Regions from separate parts of the Homo sapiens genome. Here region 2 is linked to region 1. Evidence: chromatin loops called from intact Hi-C (ENCODE). Cell type or tissue: ascending aorta. All regions are shown on one strand.

Region 1 (5,000 bases):
CTATGGGTCCAGCCCCAATGCCTCCTTCTCCTGCATGGAGCCGTCAGAATTTCCCCCATTTGGGATGTTCTTAACCTACTTGCAGATTCCCACACTAGCGTGTTTTGTTGGTCTAATTCCACCTTGAATCAGAACAGTGTTTCTCAAGATTTTTTTTTCTTGGTGGCATAGGGACATGGAACTATCCAATATCACTTAGCAGTGAGAAAGCTGTTCCTTTAAAAACTCTCTTTCATTCATTGAGGGTGGGGTTGCCAGATTCAGCAAGTACAAATACAGGAGACCCAGTTAATTTGAATTTCAGATAAATAAGAAATAACTTTTTCCAGGGTAAGTAGGGCCTCCGCAATATTTAGGATATATACTAAAAAATTATTCATTGTTTATCTGAAATTCAAACCTAATGGGCATCTTGTATCTTTTCTTCTTCTTCTTCTTCTTCTTTTTCTTTTCTTTTCAGACGGAGTTTCACTCTTGTTGCCCAGGCTGGAGTGCAATGGAGCAATCTCAGCTCACCGCAACCTCCGTCTCCCGGGTTCAAGCAATTGTCCCACCTCAGCCTCCCGAGTAGCTGGGATTATAGGCATGCGCCACCATGCCCAGCCAATTTTGTATTTTTAGTAGAGACGGGGTTTCTCCATGTTGGTCAGGCTGGTCTCGAACTCCTGACCTCAGGTGATTCACCCACCTCGGCCTCCCAAAGTGCTGGGATTACAGGAGTGAGCCAGGGCATCTTGTATTTTATCTGGCAGATATAATCAAGAAGAAAGTCTTAGTTGGGTGCTAGCCTGTCTTTAACATAGCTCTGACGCTTGTTAATCTTCCTTTTTATCAGAGAGAGAGAGAACAAGTCTCAGGCTCTAGGTAAAATTTAACAACATTGTTTTGTTTTTATTGTATTTTATTTACATGGTTACTATGTACGGTGAGTGTTACTATCTTCCCTTTACAGTAGCAATATCAAATTCCCTTTGAAATAACTGTATTCAGGTTTTAAAAAGTGAATCAATTTAAAGAAAACTGTTACGTAAGTAACATCACAGGTTCAATGCAGTTGTGACAAAAAACAGGAAGGCGAAGGCCAAGAGACCAGGGCTTGGGGCTATCTGAGACGGCGCTTCTGCCCTTTCCCATCTGTGAACTCCAGGGTCCCTTCCTCCCCTGCCCCGTCCCTTGTCCACACAGGCTTGATGGCTGGAATTCTGCAGCCCCTGGGGCAGGCCTGCAGGAAGTGCTGGGGGCTCAGCTGCGCATGCTGCAGTTCTGGGGGAGAGGTTTCAGTCCATTCTCCATCACTGAGGTCCCCAGAGCCCCTTTATACAAAACAGCCTCCCCGTCCCGGGCTCAGCTTCAGAGGGGCTGTTACTGAGGAGGCAGCCGCCAGGGACTTCTCAATGTGTTTCCAAGTCAAATCCCAGCCTTTTCAGCTTTGCCAAGACCCACCCCCACTTCCACTCTGGCTGCCTCCGGGAGTCAGGGCTGCGGGCCATGTCCTCCAGACACCCCTCCCCCACCTACCAGACCTTCCGGCCCAGACACCATTAGTGCCCCCATCCCAGGCCTGGCACCTTTGCCTCATCTGTTCCCCACCCCCTCTAACCCTGAGGCTCAGAAGACAGCCTTGGAATTAGAGGTAGGGGCTGGGAGGGGGGCAGAAAAGGAGCTAATTCCCTGGATTGCAGAGAAGGCCCCAGTCCCTTCTTAGACCAGGACTGGGCTGAGGACGGGGAGGTATAGCAGCAAGTCTATGCTGCACCAGCCTCTTCTCCTTAGAAGCCCCCTTCCCACTTCTTTATTGTCATTACCAGCAACAACGATAACAGCCCTTCCTTTTCGAGACCCTTCACGTGTCAGGCACCGTGCTAAGTATTTTCTGTGAATCTTCTTATTGCACCCACACAGGGACCCTCTAAGCTGACAATTGCCATTATCTTATTTTAGAGAGGAAAAAGCTGAGGCTTGGTTGTGTTAAGTAACTTGCTCAAGGTCACGTATTTAGAAGGGACAGAGCCCACACAAGCGCCACCCTCAGATGCACAGTATCAGCCCCAAAAGACTTCTAGGACGTGAGGTGGAGAAACTGAGAAACCAAGAGACAAAGGCTGCCTGCCAGGCTTGGTTTGACTCTGGTAGAAATCCCCTCTGCTGTCTCACCCAGCGTCTGATCACCACCAGAGCTGAAGTGCTCTACCAAGTTGCTGTGTGGCCTGGAGCAGCCCCTTGGCCCTCTCTGGGCCTCCACATCCCCTTCTGAGCTATCTTAGAGGCTTTTCAGCTTGGCTGGCTGTGGCGGTCCCTCTCTCCCCCTCCAGGGGCCTATGGTCCCAGCCAGGAGATGAGCCAGGGGAGCACGTAGGGGAGAGGCATGGGGACCATCTCAGGCCTCATTCACCTCTTGATCCTCAGCAAAGATGCTTCTCCCCAAGGCAGAGGCAGGCTCCAGCTCAGACATCAAAGAGCCTGTGCGGCTGGCGCTTTGATGGGAGCCTTGTAAAATAATAGGAAACATGAGGATGACACTGTGCCCCAGCCCAAAGCGCAAGGCTTGGAAAAATGAAAAGAAAAAACTCTTGGCAGCCCTCTGCGCGGGCTTTGGCTGAACTTCGTTCCTTGCAGCTGTCGGCAGCCTGTCCTCTCCCCACTAGGTTGTTTGCAGCCACCCCTGGCGGGGGATGTGGGTCCTTGCATGACTGGTGAACTGGGGACCTCTCCCCACAGCAAAGGAACTTGTCTACTGGAATCCCTTTCTCCCAGGCTCCAGAGAGCACTACAGAGAGCACAGAGCTGGGGGCTTTGAAAGGGCTCACAGGGACTCTGAATAAACCCTCATTTGAAGATACTTTAGTCCATCTCAGACCTGGAGACTGTGTGGCTCATAATCCAATAATTTGCTCTTTCTACCTCCTGCCAAATGCATTAGCAGCAACTGACCAGACCACGGGGGCCTGTCATTCCCCTGCTCAAAACCTTCTAGGCAACAATGTGGTGACACATACTGAATTAAATGCATGTATCCTTTGACCAGCAATACCACTTCTAGGAAGTTATCCAGCTGGCACACCAGCCCACATGCTCAAAGGTGAATGCGTGAGGATATGTTCATCGCAGGGTTGTTTGTGGAAGCAAATGGCTAGAAATGATGTCAAGGTCCATTCGTAGGGATGGGTAATGACGTGCAGAGCGTCTATATGGCAGGACAGTAAGTGGGGGTAAAACCAATGAGATACACCTACATGTGCTGCTCAGAAATTATCTGTAAGGCTGGGTGTGGTGGTTCTTGCCTGTAATCCTAGCACTTTGGGAGGCTGATGTGGGTGGATCACTTGAGGTCAGGAGTTCAAGACCAGCCTGGCCAACATAGCCAAACCCCGTCTCTACTGAAAATACAAAAAAATTAGCTGGGTGTGGTGGCGCACACCTGTAGTCCCAGCTACTCGGGAGGCTGAGGCAGGAGAATTGCTTGAACCCAGGAGGCGGAGGTTGCAGTGAGCCAAGATCACACCACTGCACTCCAGCCTAGGCAACACAGCGAGACTCTGTCTCCAGAAAAAAAAAAAAATCTATAAAGCATACACTGGAACAGAGAATGGTGTGTATAGTACATTACCACTTACAAAAAGGAAGCAATGGAATGCATTGAATCAATATAGCCTCGAATATTGCTCCAAAGACATACAAGACCTGTCAAAAGGGTTTGCTTCTCAAGAAGGAATTGGGAGAGGGGAAGGAAAATTTATTTTTTACTAAGAATTCAGTTGTATTGTTTGCTGCCTTTTTTTTGTAAATAAGTGACTGTGCAATACAAATTTTTTTATGTCAAAAAGTGTGAACACCTTTAAAAAAAAAGGTTCCATATTCCACAGAGGATAAAGTCCAAAGGCCTCATTAGACTGACTTTATGGCCCCTGGGAGCTCCTGGGAGCACCGCCCCAGCCTCCTCTTCTCTCCCCTGCCCCCTTCCTGCACCCCACCCCTAACCTCTGCCATATAGGATGGTTTTTCTCCCCCACTCTCCTAGACAGACTGAGATCCCCTTCTCTCTGACTCCCACAATCCTGGGTGTCTGGGGCTCTGAGATGCTCAAGACCTACTTTCTTCCATGGCTGCTGCAGAGGTCCTTCCCTTCCCAACATGTGGAGCCCCTTTTCCTCTGGGTGGGGACAGGCAGCCTGAGGCTGGCTCTGGGGGAGGGGAAGTTCCCCCTGGCAGACACACCCCCAGCTTCAGAGGCTGGGGTTGCAGAAGTCCAGGGTAGTGACAAAGTTCCAGGAAGGTTATGTGGTACCAGAAACTCACTAAGGGCCCTTTTATAACACGCAGCTTCCCCCGACCCCCGGGGCACACCAGAGAGTGGAAAGTCACGCATGGAGATATGGCCGGTGGCCAGGCTGGCTCAAGAGGGAGTTGGAGGTTGGTCCTCAGACCAGAATGGGAGGTCCCAGAAGCTCCCAGGGTCCATAAAGTCAGGCTGAGGCCTTTGGACTATCCTCTATGGAATATGGAACCATGTTTTCACACTTTTTTGAAACTAAAAAAATTCATACTGTACACTGACTCATTGTAAAATTACTTCACTTTACCCCTAGGGGCCTGGCGTTCATCCTGACAACTCTATTGGGCTTTGAGAAAGGTATGGGGAGGGATATCCAACACAGCTCAGTAAGGCTGACCTTCCCAAAAATGCAAGGGAATAGCTAGATTTTGCCCCTGGGAGAGACCCAATCTTTTCTTCTAAAGAGAAAATGGAGTCCCAATGACTTGTCCCAAGTCACACAGAAACCTCAGAAGAGACAGGACTGGAACAAAGCCTTCTGGCCCCTTTTCCAGAGGCTGTTTCACACAGTGGTGAGAAAACAGATTTGTGGACACCTAATTTGCTGTGTGGCCTTGGACACATCGATTTCACTTCTCAGAGCCTATCTGCTCATCTCCTATAAGAGGGAACTGAGCTCTTAATTGTCCCTTCTAATTATAATGCTATGTTTTATTTTAACAATGTA
Region 2 (5,000 bases), 450 kb after region 1:
AACTTTATAATAGGTATGTATTTGCAGGGAAAAGAACATAGTATGTATGGGGTTTGGTTTTATCCAAAGTTTCAGGCATCTACTGGGGCCTTGGAATGTATTCCCTGCAGATAGGGGGGACCACTATCCTATAAGTGGGTGTCACAGCCGGGACTAGAGCCAGGTCTTCTTACTTCCCACCCCAACCCCCCTCCAAAGTCTGTCCCAGGCCTGTAAAGTGCCCCGGTACGGAGAACAGAAGACTGGACTGGGTCAGGAGACTGGAGTCTGTGGCTCACTTCTCCCAACAACTTAGCAAATTACCTCCTCTGAGTCTCAGTCGCCAATCCCTGCCTGGCTGGGCTCGTGCAGAGAATGTGACTTTGAAACAAAGGTCAATGTGTGGCAGGACAGAGGTGTGCTGTGGAGAGGGCAGGGGCAGCTATAGCCTGAAGCCTGGGGCCTTGAGCCACCAGCCTCACATCTTAGCAGGGGCTGGAGGCGGGGAGCTGCGCAGCCAGGTGAGCTTCAGCCCCACCGATCACCCGAGCCCATCTTGTCTAGGCCAAAACAATGGGCCCTCTTGCTTTCCTTCCCTAAGCCTCAGTTTCCCCACGAGCACAATGGAGCACAGGAAGGCAGTTAGATCAGATAGATGATCCCTGAGGGCTCTGGCGTGCTGACATTCCAAGACTCTGACCCCATAACCCCATGGCCAGGCCTCCTCCTCCCTCAGGCATTTGGTTTATTCAGAGCATCCCAGGCCTGAGACTGCCTGCCCCCAGCACCCCCCTCTCCCTGCAGCATGGCCCTCTCTCTCTCATCTCACTGCTGTTTCTACCCGGCCTGTTCCTGGCCTCCAGACTGAACATCCCACTGTCCCCTCAGTGCCCACAGACCCTCCCTATCCTAAACCTGCTCAGTTGCAGCTCTCACTCCTGCTCTTTGACCTCATTCTCATCTCAGAAAATGGCATCGTCCCCTCAGCACGTGCGCGTGTACACACACACACACATACACTTCTGCCTCCCAGTATTCCAAGCCAGATACAGAGGTGCATACCTCCCTCTCCAGCCCCTCAATATTAAGTCACCCAGTCCTGTTGATTCTCAGCTAAGTAACTCTCAAATCCATCTGTTTTTTTCAGTCCCCACTGCCTTCTCCCCAGACCCAACCAAACATGCACGTTGGTCAGAGAAGCGGTGGAGCTGGTGGCATAGAACACAGAGTCACACCACTTCACTTTAATCTCTGCTCTACCCCTTCTGGCTCTGTGTTCCTAGCCCAGTTATTAAATGCTCTCTGCCTCAGTTTCCCCACTGTAAAATGGAAATGATCACTGTATCTACCTCATAGAGTTGATGGAGAATCAAGTGAGCCAATACGTGCCAAATGCTCAGAATGGTTCCTGGTGCAGTAACACGGGCTTTCTGGCTTGTCTGTTCATGCATATGGCTGTGTGTTCAGGTGAATTTGGGGTTCTATGTGCACATGTTCTGTGCATGTTGTATGTGCTGCATACACATGTGAACTGTTGCACACGGGTGCATCTCCACGGGTGCTGGGCACAGTGGGAGCTGCGCACATGTGTTTTGTGTGGGTGTGTACATGTTTAGTACCTGCATGAGGGCTTGGCACCCACATGGCCTCTTGCATACGTATGTGTTTCAGAGGAGTGTGCGAGGAAGTGCGTAGGCAGGCATCTGTGCATCTGTGCTGTGTGTATGTGCTGACCATGTGCAGGCTCCCCCCATCAACCCCCGCAGCAATGCAGGGCCCCCTCCCTGGCCTGCCTGTGTCGTGGGAGCCTCAGGACCCTGAGGGAGGGAAGCTGTTGCTGGCGGATGTGGCCAAGATGGGCTGGATTTATTTAGATTAAGGCGGTGGGAAAGGAGTGGAGAATTGTACGTGCTGGGAGGAGGGAAGTCTGGGGCTCTGAGAATGACTCCCCAAGCATGCTTGCTCTCCTGGACTTGGGGCACCCACTCCTCTCCCCTGGACTTGGGGTCCTTACTCTGCTCCTTTGACTTGGGGTCCCCACTCTGCTTCCTTTTGACTTGGAGTTCCCAGTCTGCTCCCCTGGACTTGGGGTCCTTACTCCGCTCCCCTAGACTTGGGGCCCCCCACTCCTCTCCCCTGAACTTGGGGTTCCACTCTGTGCCCCGGACTTGGGGTCCTCACTCTGCTCCCCTAAGGGGTCCCTCTGAGTCACGTGAGGAGCTGGGCATGATCTCCACTTTGGGCCTCTGAGCCTACAACCTGGCCAGAATAGGAGGAATCAGGAGGGGTTCCTGGCACATAGCACTCTCTTCATGGGCAAAAGGGGGACACCTAGGGGTGCCCTCCCTCTCTCTGCTCTAGAGGCCTCCCTGGGCAGGAGAGTACAGCAGATAGGGGGAGTGCCTGCTCTCTGACTGTGACATCCAGCTTGTCCTAGGTGGCCCTTCCCTAGAGTACAGTCCTCCTAAAGAGGGGAAGTTGTCACAGGCAAGCCCACTACCACCAAGTCAGCTGCCTGGGCCTCCCTGGGATTGGCTGGAACCAGAACAGCCTCTGGGAAGCACAAAGAGGCCTAACACATTTGGTGGAAAATGTGGGGTATCAGGGAGTCATCCAGGATGGCCTGGGAAGTCATGTCTGGGTGCCCTAAGCCCTTCTCTGCCCTCCCTGGCCCTCCAGCCTCTTGTCCCTACCACTCTTTCCTTGCCACCTCCTGGGGTTCCACGTCACCAGCGGAAAGTCCCCTGAAACACTGTTGAAACACTGTTGTCTAACTTTTTTTTTTTTTTTTGAGACAGAGTCTCACTCTGTCACCAGGCTGGAGTGTAGTGGCGTGATCTCAGCTCACTGCAACCTCCGCCTCCTGGGTTCAAGCGATTCTCCTGCCTCGGCCTCCTGAGTAGCTGGGACTACAGGCACTTGCCACCATGTCCAGCTAATTTTTGTATTTTTAGTAGAGACGGGGTTTCACCATGTTGGCTAGGTTGGTCTCGATCTCTCAACCTCGTGATCCGCCTGGCTCGGCCTCCCAAAGTGCTGGGATTACAGGCATGAGCCACCATGCCCAGCCTTGGTCTAACTCTTAATTGTATAGATGGGGAAACTGAGGCCCAGAGAGGGAAACAACTTGTCAAAGCCCGCACAGCAAGTCTGTGGCTGAATAGTCATGGAAATTCCTTTCGTGGAATGAGATGGCTGGTGGATTCTTATGTGACTCTAGCCTCAGGAATGTAGCCCCCTCCTGCTTACTAGCCCCCACCTCCTCAAAACACCCCGGTAAGATTCGTGGTGACTAGAATCTTCTCTTTGGCCTGTCAGAAAGGCAGAGCTTCACCATAGGGACAGCTCTTTGAGATGACACCTGCCAACCTCTCTATATGGATGGGGACGCAGAGTTCAGAGAGGCTGGAGACTCGCTCAGTCTCACAGTGGGTCCCAGGGTGCTTATGAGGGGAGCTGATTGCTCTATTCATAGTAAAGCCAGTCCGAGATCCCTGGGGTGCCTACAACCTCCCTACGGCATCCACACTGCCTGCCTGTCCTCTCCCCACAGCTTGAATCTGCCTTTTTGCTGTGTGACTGGGGCATGCTTCTGTCCTTCTCTGGGCCTCTGCTGCCCATTCAAAAAGCATACCTCCTAGCTCAGAGTCTCTAAGCCACCCCCAGCCCCAGGCCCAGCAGAAGAGAGCCTGAAGGGGAGAGGATGGAGTGCCACATGGGAGGAGGGTCGGGGGCTGCATGCCATGAAGGCCCAGCCCACATAGCCAGCCCAGCCTTCCAGAGCCAGGCCAGCCCCGCTGCAGTGACCTCCCTTCTCCTGGCCAGCCGGCCAAATTCCTCCTTTAGAATAATAAACAGTGTGGCCAGCCAGGGAGACTGGGAGAGGAGGGGCAGGGAAGCTGAAGTGACCCCCTCCCCCAGCCTCTGCTAATGATTTTCTTTGGCTGAGATCTCTAGCAGGAAGGGGGCAGCCAGAGGGGCACCGACGGAGGGGCAGATGGGCCTCTGTGGGGGCTGCTGGCTCCGCCTTGGCGCTGCTCCCTCCTGACCAAGGAGGCCTGGCATCCAGCTGGAGGGGCTGGGGCAGAGGAATGGTGGGGAGCAGAGGCTGGAGGGGGCGTCAGAAGGGCTGGGCTTTGAGTCAGGAGCAGTTCAGAGAGGGGAGAGGAAGAAACGAGGAGACCTTCAGGCAGGCAGTCTGAAAGGGAGGAGGGAGGAGAAGAGCTGATTTGCTCAGACTGTTTCTTGGGGTGTTGGGAAGAGCTAAGATTGGGGGTCCATAGGCGGGAGGAGCCTTGCCTATGTCCCACCCCTGACATGTGAATGCAGCCCTGGTAGGTGAGGTACTCACCATCATCCACTTCCAGAGCTGGGGACTTAGGCCACAGGGAGAGCGATGGCACAAGAGGTGGCATGCTGGGGCCTGAACCCGGTCTGCAGACCTAAACTGAAAACTAAAAGGGGTGAGATGGGGAGGTAGGGGCAAGCTGGGCATGGCCTTCAGAGGCAGGCCAGGCTGGGCAGCCCCACAGCCAGAGGAGGCTCCTTGTTGCCTCATCATGCCGTCACCTCCCAAAGCTCATGCTCTGCGACCCCTGTCCTCTGGCGTCCTTCCTGCCAATGCTGCAGGCAGACTCTTGGCATACTTGGCTCCTGGTGGTCTCTTGGGACCTGAGGTGTGTCTTCCAAGATAGAGGAGAGCAAGGGCCACCCCATTCAGTCTGTCTCTGTCTTTGTCCTTGCTTCTGTCTCTGTCTTTGTCCTTGCTTCTGTCTCTGTCTTTGTCCTTGCTTCTGTCTCTGTCTTTGTCCTTGCTTCTGTCTCTTAGTGCCTCTGGTGCTGTCTCTCTGGGCACCTCCTCTCTGTCTCTGTGTCTTTGTCTCTTTCTACTTCTATCATTCCAGGTCTCTTTCTCTCTGTCTCCCTCTCAGACAGGCTCTGCTGTGGAATCTTGGGTAAACTTCTCACCTTCTCAGAGCCTCAGTTTCCCCATCTGCACCCTGGGGGTGGGGGTGGGGGGA

Evidence for each region. Hi-C counts contacts between places; a loop is a spot of excess contacts. Peaks named below come from ENCODE experiments on the same cell type or tissue, not always from the same donor. Only the 100,000 strongest peaks of a DNase experiment are listed, where the experiment ranks them.
Region 2: it touches region 1 in a loop (3-fold over the local background); 1 of 110 quality-filtered maps calls a loop at or near these places.

What each region holds. Positions count from the first base shown.
Region 1 is chr5:150,587,623-150,592,622 of GRCh38, reverse strand. It overlaps a transcript of SYNPO not described here. Among named protein-coding and RNA genes, the nearest start is that of SYNPO, 51 kb to the left of the region's middle. RefSeq lists enhancers at 2,158-2,357, 1,905-2,404. In ascending aorta, a CTCF peak has its summit at 2,673; DNase peaks (open chromatin) are centred at 1,112, 1,492, 2,592, 4,352 and 2 weaker places; H3K4me3 peaks cover 1,094 bases; H3K27ac peaks cover 3,899 bases.
Region 2 is chr5:150,137,749-150,142,748 of GRCh38, reverse strand. The region is part of intron 1 of PDGFRB (platelet derived growth factor receptor beta); the gene reads left to right. Among named protein-coding and RNA genes, the nearest start is that of PDGFRB, 16 kb to the left of the region's middle. RefSeq lists an enhancer at 4,648-5,000. In ascending aorta, a CTCF peak has its summit at 2,373; DNase peaks (open chromatin) are centred at 2,748 and 3,848; H3K4me3 peaks cover 4,457 bases; H3K27ac peaks cover 5,000 bases.